Linked DNA regions of Mus musculus: region 2 is linked to region 1. Evidence: chromatin loops called from intact Hi-C (ENCODE). Cell type or tissue: left cerebral cortex. All regions are shown on one strand.

Region 1 (8,000 bases):
TACCAGGCAACCATCCTACCACTGTCTCATCCCCAGCCCCGAAAACACTGTCCTGAGAGTTCACGTTTGTGCTGGAGCGATGTCTCGGTGGCTCAGAGCATCTGTCGCTCTTGCAGAAGACCCTAGGTTTGATTCCCAGCATCCACATGCTCACAACCATCTGTAACTATGTACACATGCATGCAAAATACCCAATCACAGAATGTCATGTATACTAAACCATAGCAAAGTGTATGAGATGAAAAATGAAAATGAAGCTGGAGATGATGGCACACACCTTTAATCCCAGCACTCAGAAGGCAGAGGCAGGAGGATCTCTGTGAGTTCGAAGCTAGCCTGGCTCACAGAGTGAGTTCCAGGATAACCAGGGCTACACAGAGAAACCCTGTCTTGAAAAACAAAAACAAGAACAACAAGTTAAAATGGGAAAAGGAGTATGGGGCATACCGTGGTCTTGGTGTCCTTTAGTGACTGGATGGTGTAATTAGCTTGCTCCATGTTAAAGGACTGTTGGGCCAGGTTGTCTCGCTGTTGCTCATACCTTTTTGGGGTCAAGTAAAAATCAGAAATGTGAACCAGATAGAAATCCTTAGGAGAAAACAGCCTTAATGCTAAATAGCAAACAAACCCAACCACAAATCATTTTAAAACTACCCACTCTTACAAAAATCCCTCCAAAGTCTTTTTCCCTTGGGTATATTTAAGTTTTAACTAGTCCCACTTAACAACATAGTATTTGCTCTTTTTTCTATTTTTTGAGAAAGGATTTGTAGTCTAGGCCAGCCTCAAACTTATAGTGATTTTCCTGCTTCAGCTTCCAAATGCTGGCAATGTGGGTGTCTCCACTCCTGGCCTTACTCTCCATCTCATTTCATCTTATTTATATTTTTCTAGTTATTTCCCAAGATGAATTCTCAGAGGTGGAACTCTTGGGGCAAAGGCTAAGACTATTTTTTAAGATTCTTCATATGTATAGCTAAATGTTTTTCAGACTCAAAATTATATTCATAATTTAGGCTATCCATCAGACTTAATATAATGTCTGATACTTGAAATACTCTTTAAAATAATGTTTTCTACCGAGTTATATAATATCAAAGATTTATGTCACCACGATCGTTATATACCACAGAAGTCATCTAATTAGCAGAAGAAAAATAGGTAATTCATGATCCAGGAAATCGGCAAATGATTCTATTCAGTTAGGCATCGTGGCACAAGGTTATAATCCTAGCAACTGGGGGACTGAGCCAGGGGACTAGAGCTTGAGGCCAGCGTGGAGTACACAGAGAACCTTGTCTCTAAAAGCAGAAACAAGAAGGGGCAAGACGACAGCTTATATAAAAGACACATAATTTCAGTTTCCTAAGAATCTAGATAAATTTTCTTTACCTCTGTTTGATATATGTTCCAAGTTTCTGCAATAAATCTACATTCCATTTATTTATTTATTTTTGAGGCAGGGATTCATGTAGCCCAAGTTACTCTAGAATTTACTAGCCCAGGGTAGCTTTGAACCCCTGATGTTCTTGCCTCCATATACCAAGTGCTAGGTCTACAGGTTGTGTGCCACCCTGCTTGGTTTATTTATTTATTTGAGACAGGGTCTTATGTAGCCAAGGCTAGTCTTGATTTCTCTATGTAGTCAATGCTCATAGGTTCCGGGTCCTCTACCTCCCAAATGCTAGGATAACAGGTCCAGGCCATCAAAGCCAAATTCCTTCCACAAGAAAACCAAAATACTTTAAAACCAATTGCCACCAAGAAGGCAACAGTTGTAATACATGCTGGCCATTCTAGGTATTATTAGGTTTTTTTTTCCAATGTGATTTTAATGTATTTTTTAAAAATGGAAGACAGCATCTGACTGTTACAAAGTCATTTTAAAATTGAAACAAAGCCATCACACTTTTCCTGGTTTCCTACAAGCTGATTATGCCTCGAGTCTACAACTCCATGGATGATCTCATAGGCTGAGCAGACCACATGGGTGAGCACCACAGATAAACTGGGGTTTCGCACAAACACTGGGACATAGTAATTGAAAATAAATTGTGAACCTTCACATTTATTCTGGTGAGAGAGAATGAATATTTAGCACTCCTAACTTTACAAACAAAACCGAAACACTCATCCTAACTCAACCACAGGAGACCCAAACCATCTCGACCTTGCCAGCCAAAGTGATCCCACGTGGCTGCTGAAGCTTAGGTAGTAACTCGGAACATTGGAAGCTTTTGCACATTTGTAATGAAATCAAGACTACTGAGAAGAAATGAAAGCCGGAAGGAATGGAAGGCCTCTTCACTTTCTGATTTCTTAGGAGGGAGATGAAGCATATGACTTACATCCGCTTTTGCTTTAAAACTCTCAGGGCTTTCTGTTTGACCATGTTCTGAGGAGAAAAACAGACTTAATTAAAAGAAGGGAACGCAGATGGCACAAGAAGTCTCCCCTATGCTCACACTCCTGCACCTACATGTTTCTTCTGCAAGATGGCAGATGTGGAGGCTCCTTGACTCTACTCTTCCTCTTCAAGCTTCGAGCACAGATAATTCTAATGCCCAGCTGGTACATCTTAGCGCCCTTTGCAACCCATGCTCTGTATCTTCAATTCCTCTTCCTCTCCCTAGGCATTGTACTTCCACTTCCAGCCCCAACAGAGCGCACTGTGTATATCCAGTTGCTTTCCATTTAAATACAACACGTTCATCCGCTATCATGTCCTCATGTTAGAAGCCATTTACAACAGCCCACCAGCCTCCCGCTTTCAGAATCTGGGAACCTCTACATCAACCTTTGATCCCTCTGTTGGTTCTTCACGCAAATTCATCAACTACTACGATATTCTAGATATAATGCCATGTAGGTGACTTGTTATTTAATCCTCACACATTAGTATATATTATCTTCATTTAACAGATGAGAAAATTGAAGCTGAGTGATATCCTGGTTCATACTGTTAAAAAGTTATAAAGTTATGAAAAAAAAAGATACCTATACACCCATAGCCTATTAAGTAGTGTTAGTATCAGAACACTGATCTTACACGCCATATCTAGTCTAACCTGAGTAGCCAGACAACACCCGGATTCTGAGCACAACCAGCTCTCCTCTTCAGAGTCAGACCTTCTCAGCAGAGCATGCCAATTCCCATTACATGTCATCAGCATCTTCTACCTACCACATTAAAACCCAGCCTCCCTCTTGTATATGGCTGTAGCTTCTGTTCCCTGAAGAACAGGTCCTCACAAGTAGCTTCTCTTTACCAGATTTCGTGTATTTTTCTTGTATCCTTCACCAGTCAGTCCCTTCACAGTACTTCCTACAACAGTTGTCACCAGCCTTACCTTAGCAGGACCCTCTCTCATCTTCTTGATTTGATCCTTATATTTCACTAGTTCAGCATCCAGCCGGGAAATCTTTTTGTCAATGGATTCTGCCCTGCTATCCACCTTGGAAGAAAACATCACATGCAGTGGTAATTATTGTAATATGTTTACATGGAAAGGGGCAGAAAGAGAGGGATATGCAAAAGAAAAAAGGAACAATATAGCAAAGGGCAGAAAATAGGGTTTTTCTTAAGGGTGGGGAATTCCAGCCCGAACCATTGGAGGGCTTTCATAAACTCTCTCCCACCTCCTAGATTCTGATATAGCAGCCCTCTCTTGAGGAAAACGATTTGGGATTCTCTCCGCTGGCTGAGATTTCCCAAGTAGGAGAATAGTCAGTTTGGGACTCTGCATGAACGTGCGTGGAATGAACCAATCAACACAGGCTAAGATGAGATCTAAAACCATTTCCGAGATCAGGTTTAATCTGGAAGGGCCAAGATTCAGAATTCTATGCTACTCAGACCCAGGACTAAGGTACAGATATGTTAACCCTGACATGGGTAAGGGGAGAAGAGTGAAAAAGGGTTTTTAAAAGGCCAGGTTAGACAAAGTGGGGTGTAGTGACATAGGGTACGTAGGTTGGAATGTGGGAACCAAAGCGAGGAAGAAGGGGTGGGGCACAGTGGGCATCGGAAAGAGCTAAGTGCAGTAAGGGCGAAAGAATGATGAGATTAGACTGTCTGGTCTCTGGGGTCAGGAATGACCTGGAAAACAGGGATGAAAGGGGTGGGGATGAAGAAGACTCAGGTTTAATGGGCCCGAACCAGGAATGGGGTGGAGTACGAATTCGGGATGGACGGGTCGGAGTGTCAGAGGTATGCAAAGTCAAATGCCCACCGTCCCAATGCAGTCCGTCAAGCTAGGTGGCGGAGCCTTGGGTTTCGCTTTTCCGAAGAATCGGTTCATCTTGGCCGGCTGCGAGGAAACCCAAACACTGGAGGAAAACCAGAAACGGAAGCGTAGTCGCTCTGGTGTCAATTTCCGGCTTCCCCCACCCCATGCGCAGGCGCAGAGTGCTCGCCCGAGTCTCCCGATCCCTTTTCCGTGTTTTCAGCTCCTCCTTCCGGAGAAGGAGCGCGGAGCTCTGGGAGAGGTGGAAAGACTTCTGAAGGAGGGGCTTATGAGGAGGGATAGGGCGGTGCCTTGGCGGAGTGGGTGGGGCTTAGACGCGGCTGGGCGGATAGGGCGGGGCCTGAAGCAGGGTCAGTTCCGAGGGCGTGGCGAGTAGATGGGGCGGAACTGGTGAGTAGTGGGGCGGGGTTGCAAGGCTGCGCGCCCGGTAGCCACCGCTGCGCTGTGAACAAACGCGGCCTGGCGGGTCGCAGCGCCGCGCGGCGACCGCGAGGCGACCGGGAGCCGCTGGGACCCAGGCTGCGCGCCCCTCGGCCTGCCCGGGAGCCGCGCCAGTCGGAGTCCCGGGCCGAGCGGGGCTTGCCTCCCTCTCAGCGTTCCTCTGTGCGCAGTGCAGCCAGCGGGCATGACCGATCCACCAGGGGCGCCGCCGCCGGCGCCTGCAAGCCGCGGGTGAAGAAGAAAGTCCGGCCCCGCTCTTCTCAGAGCGAGAAGGTAGGGAGCAGCAGCAGGGAGTTGACTAGAAGTAAGAAAGTGACCCGTAGCAAGAACGTGACCGGGACCCAGGTAGAGGAGGTGACCAAGATCGAGGAGGCGACCCAAACCGAGGAAGTAACTGTGGCAGAAGAGGTGACCCAGACCGACAACATGGCCAAGACCGAGGAGATGGTCCAGACGGAGGAAATGGAAACACCCAGACTCAGCGTGATCGTCACCCACAGTGAGCGCCAAGGAGGGTTCCGTAGATCGGGTTGGGATATGTGGGTTTGGCCACATGTAGTCTTGGGAGAAAGAAACATGGGTTCTTGGCTATATATATTTGGGGATGTTTTTGCTTAGGGCTGGTGTCAGGACATCTTTCCCTGTGGCCGGTCCCTGGACACTTATTGGATCCTCTATTTGGAAGCAAAGTTGAGTGTGTAACGCTAGTAATCGTGGGTCTTTGTGTCAGGCTTATATTAGGCCTTCTTGTGTGTAGAACTTCCGTGGTTCTGGACATCCACCAGTGTAAAGAGTACGAACTTGGTGCGTGATCCCGCTGTTCCTTATTTACTGAGTAGTGTTTTTGTTGGATGTCATAGAACCGCAGGTTCAATGGGCCGTGAGTCCAAGAGTTACTTTCTGGACATCTGGTTACATCAACACAGAACTAAAAACCTTGGGAAGTACACGAGAAAGCTGAAGCCATGACATTTCCTTAGAATCAGTTAGGAAAGACTAACAACAAACTTTGCTACCTAAACCATGGCTCTATATCCAGCAGTTTTATGAAACTTTGAGATGAATCCCCACCCCCACCCCCCCAAAGGCCTCTTGATGTCTGATCTGTGAGGCACAAATAGGAACTAGGACTCCTTCTGACTCTTGACTGGTTGGGAGCGCAATCTAAAGGTGGATTTGAACTCCACTTACTTAGAAAAGATTGAGTACCTGTTTTAAAACAAAAGAAAAAACCTCTCTGTTGTTGGATTGGTTTCGTTTGTTTGTCTTTGCTAACTAACCATTAACTATGGTGTACATAGGTGTACCCAGTATGAAAGACTTGGAGGAAAACAGTCCCTTGCTGGTGACATCAGGGAAAACAAGACCAATGCCATAGAGACAATAGGACAGCCATGCCACACATGAGGCAGGCAACTTGTGATAGAAAAGTGTGGGCTTTGATGCAAAGCTGGATGCAAGGTCAAATTCTGAGTCAGCAGTTGAAGGTTTCCCCGAGCGAGTCTTAATTAGACTGATAGCTGTTTTCTAATGGTGTCCTGAGGTTTTGAGATAGTGCATAGAACAAGTCTTGTACCGTTTATTCTGTATAATTGCTTAAGATATCAGCCATCGTTAAAATAGTTTTTTTTTTTTTATGTTAGAGGAAACAAATCCTCAAGACAAGCTTTGTAATGGGTAGCGTATGGATAGATGCAAGTGTGACCCTACCCTGAGCAGCCTGACAACCCCTGGATTCCCAGCACAACCGAGCTCTCCTCTCCAGAGTCAGGCCTTCTCAGCAGAACATGCCCGTTCCCATTATAAGCTTCTGAACGTGTGACCAGCATCTTCTACCTAGCTGAATTCAATCTCAGCTCCATAAGAAAACATCAGCTTAGAGTTAGGTTGATGAATGCTCATTGAATGCTTTTCTTTCTCCAGGCAATGAGAGGTATGACCTTCTTGTTACCCCACAGCAAGGTAACAGTGAGCCAGTTGTCCAAGACTTGGCTCAGCTTGTTGAAGAGGCCACAGGAGTTCCACTACCTTTTCAGAAGCTCATATTTAAGGGTAAGTGGTTTTCATTCATCTTTGAGTACTTATGGCTAAAAGATTTACTTTATTTACTAGGGTTTTTTTTTCTTCATGACAAGGTCCCTCTGTGTAGCCCTGGCTGTCCTAGAACTCACTATATAGACCAGGCTGGCCTTGAACTCACAGGGATCCTCCTGCGCATCAGGCGCCTGAGTGCCGGGATTAAAGTCCCTTCCCGGCAAGGGCAGATTTTAAAACTGCCTGGTCTTCCCTGACTTTTGAGTTTTCTGTGTGTGGATGGATGTGTTGCCTGCTTATGTGTTTGTGTACCGCGTGTGTGTGTGCAGTGTCCCCGAAGGTCAGGAGAAGATGTCAACTCCTCTGGAATTGGAGTTAATAGAGGGCTGTGTGTCACCATGTGAGTGCTGGAACCTGCACCCAGATCCTCTGCAAGAACAAGTGCTCTTAACCACGGAGCCAGTTTTCCAGCCCCCATCTTTCAGTTTTCAAGCCAGAACCATTTTCTTTCATTTCTTTATTTAACAAATATTAAGGGACCAGTCTACACTAGACTTTGAAAATATCTGGATTTGAAGTAACATAATGACAGACAGAATTGCTAAGATTTAGATTGACAGAGAGAGAGATCTTTGCCTTTTTTCCCCTGGGTGGGAGAGTGGTGGTCTGTTACAGCCCAAGCTGTCTTGGAACTGGCTATGTAATATACACTGTCAAGCCCTATGTCTTTTTCTTTTTAAAACATTTAATGTCTGAGTTTTAATTTTATCTTTCAAAATTGAGAATGGCAGCACACACCCATAAGCCCAGTACTCTGGAAACTAAGACCAGCTCCATGCCAACTGGGTGCAGTTAGTCTGCCATGCCAGCTCCATGCCAACTGGGTGCAGTAGTCATGCTCTGTCAGAGAAAAGGAAGTGGGGAAGCATGGGAGGAAAGGAGAAGGAAGGAGAAAGGAAAGAAAAGAAGCTCAAGTTTCACAGTAGAAAGGCCAAAGAAGAAAATGTTCCCCTGGATAAAGCTCCTTATTCATTTTTTTAATGGTACTGCAGGTCAATCAAACATGCTAGGCAAGAACAAACCACTAAGCTCTAGCCTCAGCCCAGTGTTTCACATTTTTCTTTTTATAACATTGAGTTTGCCAGCATTCGTTGAAGTATCCTGAGGGAAAGAAGGAGCTTTCATGACTACAAAATCTTTTATTATACAGAAATTATGTTAGGGCTGGAGAAATAACATCATACACACATATATAATTAAAATAAATTTAAAATGAAA
Region 2 (8,000 bases), 190 kb after region 1:
ACCACATTTTCTGTATCCATTCCTCTGTTGAGAGACATCTGGGTTCTTTCCAGCTTCTGGCTATTATAAATAAGACTGCTATGAACATAGTGGAGAATGTGTCCTTATTACGGGACGACTCATTCTTAAGGTCATTACCCTGAATATGCTGTGTTCAAGGCTAGTTACCTATATTGGAGCTTTATGCTGGAATGGCTAACCAAAGCCTGGCTAACAACACAGAGGTACATGTTTAACCAGGCCACCTGTTCAGGTCATGGAAAAAAAAACAGAGTGCGGGAAATAAAAATGGCAGTACCAGACCAAATCAAAACAGCAGAGGTGGTGCATGCCTTCAATCTCAGAACTTGGGAATCATAGGCAGAAGCAGACAGAACTCTGCGAGTTTGAGGGCAGGCTGGTCTACAAAATGATTCCAGGGCAGCCTGGGCTATCCATTGAAACCCTCTCTTGAAAAACAAATACAAAACAAAAAAATAAGAAAGAAGGAAAGGAAGGAAGGAAGGAAGGAAGGAAGGAAGGAAGGAAGGAAGGAAGAGAAAATTATATGTAAAGAAGAAAGGAAATAAGAGAATGCCTGTACTTTTACCAGTCTTACTGGGAGCAGCCCGGACAGGGTCCATGAGCACTGGTGCCACTGCATTCAACATCCAACAAGTTCAAGACAGCCAGCTCTCTACTATACTAATCAGTCAAAAATAGCACAGGAGAATGCCGAAAACTTATTGAAGAGGACTAAGGCTAGAGGTACAAAAGGGGAGCCACTGGAATACAATTTGGACAACATGGGCACCCTGGCTGGCTCTTTTAATGGGGCCTCTTAAAATGACAACGTTCAGGCTTTGCATCTTGAAGACCCTGTCCAGGTTCACCAAAACTAGAATGAGAGTAATAAACCTACTGATGATATTCTAGGAGTGCCAACCTGTTTCTTCAAGACAGATTCATAAGAAGAGAGAGTGAGCTGGGCATGGTGGCACACACCTTTAATCGCAGCATTGGGAGTCAGAGGCAGGTGGATTTTTGAGGTTGGGGCCAGCCTGGTCTATAGAGTGAGTTCCAGGACAGCCAGGGCTACACAGAGAAACCCTGTCTCGAAAAACCGGAAAAAAAAAGAGGGAGTGAAGTAGAATAAGGTAGAAAGACAAACAATAGGTCGTTGTCCTTTGCAACCTGACCACAAAAGATTACACCAGTCAACTGAAACACTTTTAAAAACCAAAGCTCCCCTAGCTAACTTCCTGTTTGCTTCTGTTTGCTAACCTGCTGGCTTGCCCACCTTGTGGTTTTAGAGTATAAAATAAATGTGCAGCTGGCTCTGCATCTTTGAGGATCTATCCTGGCTTTGGTGAATGTGTGTTCCACTCTCACTGGTGTCGGAATGCTTATTCCAGAGAGACTCTTACAATGTTATCCCAGAGATTTCGTTTCCAAAAGATCCTTCTAAGGTTAAAGTAAGCAAAAAGTTAAGAGAATATGAATATTTGTTTGGAATTACTTGTTTTCTGTAGTAAGTACTGAGGATTTACCCCATAACCTTGTACATGCTGTGCAAGTTCTACCACTGAGCTACATCGTCATTCCTCCTCCCACCTTTTAGTTTTAGATAGGCATTCACTAAGTTGCCCTTGAATTCCTTGTAGCCTGAGAAGGCTTTGAATTTGTGATCTTCTAACCTTATTTCCTGAGTACCTGGCATTAGGGGCCTGCACTATCTAGCCTGCCTGTTGGAACCATTTCTCATAGGGATTTCTGCAGTATGTTCTCAGCAGTACTTGACTCAGGGACCTCCCAATATTTTGTAATCTTCCCTTCAATATTCTTCCAAGTGATGGAAGGGGAGAATCAGCTCATCCCAGGACAGCCATGGAGACACAGAAACACAATCTCAGAAAACAAACAAACAAACAAAGGAAAGAAACAAAGGAAGAAAGATAGGAAGGAAGGAAGGAAGGAAGGAAGGGAGAGAGAGAGAGAGAGAGAGAGAGAGAGAGAGAGAGAGAGAGAGAGAGAGAAAGAAAGAGAGAGAGAGAGAGAAAAGAAGAAAGAAATAAATTCCTATGCTGTGCTCTGAATGAGACTATCTCAGAAGTCATTATACTTATTATTGAGATAGGGTTTCTCTGGCTGTCCTGAAACTCACTTTGTAGACCAGGCTGGCCTTGAACTCACAGAGCTTCCAGCCTCTGCCTCCACCGTGCTGGAATTAAAGGGGTGTGCCACCACTGCTTGGCTGAGACTGTGTTCTTTAGAGTTGATGGGAAATAGGTGATTTGAAACGTGAAAGAGCTGGGCATGGTGATACACCTCTTTAATCCAAGCACCTTAGAAGATCCCATTCATTGTAACAGTAGCATATGTCATTTTCTCTACTTAGTTTCAAACGACTCTTTTTAAAAATTTCCCTCCTTTAGTCCCAGCACTCAGGAATAGAGGCAGGCAGCAAGGCCAGCCTGGCTTACAGAACAAGTTCCAGGACAGTCAGGGCTACAAAGAGAAATCCTGTGTCAAAAACCAAACACAATACAACAAAACAAACAAACAAAAATCAAGTAAAAATGAAAACATAAACAGCATATGAGCGGCTATATTGAAAGGCTCTGGTTTTGATACCTAGCACTGGGGGGAAAAAAGGAGACTGTAAAGAAATTGTGTGGAAGGTAGACAAGAGCCATTAGAAATCCCTAAACTATCTCAATATGTAATTTCACAAGATAGACATGCCACTGTGTTGTGTGTGTGTATATATATGTATATGTATATGTATGAATATGTATATATATATAAGTGTATACATATATATGTACTTTGTCAATAGAATTTTAAAATAGCTCTTATTGGAGATAAGCACTGTGATGCCATCTGTAATTCTAGCCCTTGGAAAGTAGGGGCATCTTCAACTATATAATTAGTTTGAAGCCAGCTATAAGCTGCATGTCCATCCCACCTTTTCCCTAGCCTTTATTTATAAAATTCATCAATATTTATGTATGGTTTTTTATTAGTGGGGATTGAACCAGGGCGTCTGACTTGCTAGGTAAACACTCTGATCACTGAGCTATGTCCTCAGCTCTGTCATGCCATACCAGTAAGGTATGATTTAAACTCTATATTGAAAGGAGTCTCAGATCTGTTATAACTTCGCATTTGGTTACATTTCTTTCTCCGTAACCGCAGCTTTTTCCAACTTAATTCTTAGCTGGATCTGAGCGCGATAGCGCACACTTTTAATCCTAGCATTAGGGAGGCAGAGGAGGGCGGGACAGCCAAGGCTGTAGAAAGACTCCACCTGTGTGTACGTTCGCGAAACCGATGGGCATTCGTAGTCCTGCCACGCTTTCGCGAGGCCCCGCCCCTCACGCCCCGCCCACCTGGGCGTGTTCTTCCTTCGCCCTTTAGACCCTAACGGAGCGGAAGTGTCGCAGCGCGGCCGCCGGAAGTGTCGCGCGGCGTTGTGCGACCGGCTGTGTGCTGAGTGGGGCCTGGACCCGGAGCGTTACCGCTATGTCGATCGAAATCGAGTCTTCCGAGTGAGTCCTGCCGTGGCGTGTTCGCGGCGTGGCGTGTTCGCGGCGTGGCGTGGGGTGGAGTGGAGGGTGGTCGGAGGACGTTGGAGGGGGAGCTGCGCGCCGGAGGTTGCGGCCTCGAAGCACTTTCCGGGTTGGCTCCCTCTTTAGATGGGCCCGCGAGAGAGCAGCCGTGGGGCGGGCCGTCTGGAGCCCCTGGGCCCCGGCGTCGGGCTGTGCTGGGGCACACCGAGTAGACCTGACTACTGTGGTTTCCTCTGCTAGCCACACCGCCCTCGGCGCTGCCCGGGTGTCCGCCAGTCCCTCAGCTCTTCCTTCTGGTCCAAGCACTAGTTACCCCAAAGACTCTGCTGCTTCTCCTATCTGATTAGATCCAGTGTGGTGTATTGATTTGGTTTGCAATTTGCAGAGAGAGAGAACCTCTTTGTGGACACAGAATTTGAATATTGATTGAGTCAGAAGAATGAGACTTAGTGAAGGCGGGGACGGCGACGAGGAGCCAGGTGGGCGGGGAGTGAGTGACTGAAGAGTCTTGCTTGGACTCCCCAGGACTCCACCCACCGCCTTTTATTTTTTGAAAAGTAAAATTAAATTATGAAATTAGCAAACAGCTGTGTTCTGAGTGGAGGGGAGAGATACGCATGTTCTGAAGATCTGCAGAAAAGCAAGGTTTATTAATTAAGTCGGCGGAGTCTGAAACCTGCTATGTATTTTTAAGACTGAAGCTGGATGTGAAGTATGCACGTCTATGATCGCAGTATTAAATGGGCAAGTAGGAAGGCCTGGAGTCCAGCCTGAGCCTCTTCATAGCGATATATATATATATATATATATATATATATATATATATATATATATTTTTTTTTTTTTTTTTTTCCGAGACAGGGTTTCTCTGTATAGCTCTGGCTGTCCTGGAACTCACTTTGTAGACCAGGCTGGCCTCGAACTCAGAAATCTGCCTGCCTCTGCCTCCCAAGTGCTGGGATTAAAGGCGTGCACCACCACGCCCGGTGAGATACATATTTTTAACTCAGTTATATGTAAGTCGTTTTTTTCCTGGGTTTTGCTTCTGAGACAAGGTTTTCTGTGAAGCCGTAGCTGTCCTGGAACTCACTCTGTAGACCAGGTGAGTCTCAGACTCAGATTCACCTGCCTCTGCCTCCGGAGTGCTGGAATTAAAGACGTGTGCCAACCCCCAGCTTTATAAATCGTCTTTAAATGAATATATGCTTTGATTGCGGGAGGCAGACAGTAGACAAAAACAGTAAATAAAATATGACGCAGTAACAGATGGTCCCTGTGTAGAAAAATAAAACAGCGACAAAACGTGTTGGATAATGTTAGTCGGGACAGGAACTGCAAAGGATATTTTACCCTGAGGTCTAATAATAGCCTTAACGACCAATCTTTGAGTCTTGAATACCCTTCTATATGAGGAATAACTGCATGTTCATATTATTATTGTTATTATTATTGTTGTTGTTATTGTTTTAAGACAGGGTCCTGGCTGTCCTGGAACTCACTCTGTAGACCAGGCTGGCCTCAAACTCAGAGAGATTCACCTTCCTTTCTTTCTCTGCCTCCAGAATGCTAGAACTCAATTTTTTAACAGACCAGATTTTTTTATAGCATTTTAGATGACTCAATTTGTTAATTTTGTTTTTTTGAGGCAGGGTTTCTCTGTGTCGTCCTTGCTGTCTTGGAACTCACTCTGTAGACCAGACTGGCCTCAGAGATCCACCTGCCTCTGCTTTCTGAATGCTGAGATTAAGGAAGTGTGCCACTACTGCCTGGCCAGTTGATTTAAAAAGGAAAATGTCATTAACTATTTCAGGTTTAAAGTATTTCACACAAATGTCCAGTAGATCTAGTGATCAGAATAATAATGGCTACCAACTTCCTTTCAATCTCCAGACTAAATGACTTTCTTTCTTTCTTTCAGTGTGATCCGACTAATCATGCAGTACTTGAAGGAGAACAGTTTACATCGGGCACTGGCCACCTTACAGGAGGAAACTACTGTCTCTCTGAATACTGTGGACAGCATTGAAAGTTTCGTGGCTGATATTAATAGTGGCCATTGGGATACTGTTTTACAGGCTATACAGTCTCTGAAATTGCCAGACAAAACCCTTATTGATCTCTATGAACAGGTAAGAGTGAGGTGATGTTGACGGTTTTGGTCGGGCCCTTAATTGGGAAGCATCAGTGAGTCTCTCTTAAGCACTTAGGGATTAACTGCATGTAAGATGTACCTGTCAAGACACAGCAGGGTCTTTCTTTCTTTCTTCCCTTTTGGAAGATTCAAGATTTTTCCCAAACTGAAATTATTTCTTGGTATGGTTTTGAAGATCAGACCCAGGGAAACTGAGATTACTTTTAGGTAGTCATTAAATGAAATAGTTTAAAGCTGAGCATGGCCTTGAGGCCAGGTGGTATACATAATGCTTTCCAGGCCAGCCAGGAGTAGACTTTGTATGAAAGGAAGGAAGGAAGGAAGGAAGGAAGGAGGGAGGGAGGGAGGGAGGGAGGGAGGGAGGGAGGGAAGGAAGGAGGGAGGGAGAGAGAAAGAAAGACAGAGAGAGAGAGAAAAGAGAGAGAGAAAAAAATATTCTAATATTAAATCATATCATGTGATTCAGTTCAGGCACTGACCACCAGGAATTAACACACACCACTAAGTCTGACATAGATTTCTCTTACTTTACGTACTGGCTCTACTATGTTGGGGTATACAGGGGCAGGGCATATTTATTTAGTCCATTTGCATTTTTTCTCCTCTCTCTCTCTCTGTTTTTTTGTTTGTGTTTGTTTGTTTCTAAGGGTTTTATAAGCTCTGACCCTAGCACAGACATCGACTTAATTATTATAAAATAACATAAAATAACACACAGATGATGATTCAAACTTTTAACCTCAGCACTTAGAAGGCGGCCTAGTCTACATAGTAAGTTCCAGGTAGTCCAGAGCTGCATTGTAGTGAGACCCTATCTCAAAACAATCAAAACCAAGAAAAAATAACAATAAAAAGAAAGAATTTGAATGATGATCATGGGGGTGGGCAGGAGATTGCTAAAGAGAATGTACTGAAAAAAATTGATTTTCTTTCCACTGTCTAGGTTGTTTTGGAATTGATAGAGCTTCGTGAATTGGGTGCTGCCAGGTCACTTCTGAGACAGACTGACCCCATGATTATGTTAAAGCAAACACAACCAGAGCGCTATATTCATCTGGAAAACCTCTTAGCTAGATCTTACTTTGATCCTCGTGAGGTATGTCTGTGGTAGTTAGAAGATATCGTTTTTAATTGTGAAAATTAAGTAATGTGACCTTATAGGAAGAATGTTTAAACTTTGTGTGTGTGTGTGTGTGTGTGTGTGTATGTGTGTGTGTTTGGGCAGGCATTCATGTGTGGAGGTCTGAGGGCCACTTACAGGAGTTGTTTCTTTTGCCGTGAGATTCAAATGCATCATGATGTTTGGTGGGAAACACCTTTTTTCCACAGAGCTGTCTTCATCCACCAGGACAAGCACCATTTCACACACACACATAAAGACATAGTCTCTTTTGCACTTGACCTTCCACTGGAGGGCTGTCAAGATAAAAGAAAGGAGAATGTAGTAGGAATACATTCCATTCCATTCTGGGTAATAGAAAGTTCAGATTTTTGAAGAATGTGATTCTTTGGCCCTGCAAGCATTTTTGAAACTAGAACCACACCTCTCTCTCTCCTTGTGGCTTACCTGGGCTCTTCATGATACAGTACAGATTGACTGATACCAGCTCTCGCACATACCTCTGAAATGCAAGTGTGCAGAATTAGAAAGTTATTTTAAAATACTAATTTGGTATAGTTCCTCACCTGTTTAACTGGATATTTTGTTTTTGTTGTTTTCCTCTTTGAATGTCTTGTTTTCTTTGCTTTTAATTTTTTTTTCTTCTTCTCATGGTTAAGTGTGTATGTGTGTTGTGTGTTCACATGTGTATGTACATACATGTGTGTACCTGTCTGAGGAGGCCAGAGGCATCAAGTTCACCTTTGAAGCTGGAGTTATAGGCAATTGTGAGCTGACTGATGTTGGTACCTTCTTCTCTGGAAGAGTAGGACATGCTGTCAGCTGCAGAGGGATCTCTCCAGCTCTGCTTCTCCTTGGAAACGATGCGACCTTCTTTTTTTCCTAGGCATATCCAGATGGAAGTAGCAAAGAGAAAAGGAGAGCAGCGATTGCCCAGGCTTTAGCTGGGGAAGTCAGCGTGGTGCCACCTTCTCGTCTCATGGCATTGCTGGGACAGGTAACTAAATGCCTGGAGAGGTGAAATTACCCTCAATTCTGGTACTGGTTCCTATGTATAAGGCATATTTTTGAGCTAAGGACGTGACAGAGGTTGGGAGTAGAGCCTGCCTATAAAGCTGACTGCTCAGTAGCTGCGCCATGCACTCTTCCTTTTCTCCTAGAACAGCAAACTAGGCTT

What was found. Peaks named below come from ENCODE experiments on the same cell type or tissue, not always from the same donor. Only the 100,000 strongest peaks of a DNase experiment are listed, where the experiment ranks them.
Region 2: it touches region 1 in a loop (2.9-fold over the local background); 2 of 42 quality-filtered maps call a loop at or near these places.

What each region holds. Positions count from the first base shown.
Region 1 is chr4:40,944,909-40,952,908 of GRCm38, reverse strand. Bag1 (BCL2-associated athanogene 1) reads left to right here and starts at 4,615. Exons shown (of 7, transcript NM_001171739.1): 1 at 4,615-5,187; 2 at 6,612-6,740. The coding sequence starts at 5,115. Chmp5 (charged multivesicular body protein 5) reads right to left here and starts at 4,356. Exons shown (of 8, transcript NM_029814.1): 1 at 4,233-4,356; 2 at 3,351-3,455; 3 at 2,349-2,395; 4 at 448-541. The coding sequence starts at 4,301. In left cerebral cortex, CTCF peaks have their summits at 4,642 and 4,843; DNase peaks (open chromatin) are centred at 4,497, 5,112 and 5,453; H3K4me3 peaks cover 2,333 bases; H3K27ac peaks cover 1,076 bases.
Region 2 is chr4:40,753,307-40,761,306 of GRCm38, reverse strand. It overlaps Smu1 (smu-1 suppressor of mec-8 and unc-52 homolog (C. elegans)), which reads left to right and starts at 3,422. Exons shown (of 12, transcript NM_021535.4): 1 at 3,422-3,530; 2 at 5,470-5,680; 3 at 6,647-6,799; 4 at 7,710-7,820. The coding sequence starts at 3,505. In left cerebral cortex, CTCF peaks have their summits at 3,244 and 3,550; DNase peaks (open chromatin) are centred at 3,381 and 3,980; H3K4me3 peaks cover 1,422 bases; H3K27ac peaks cover 455 bases.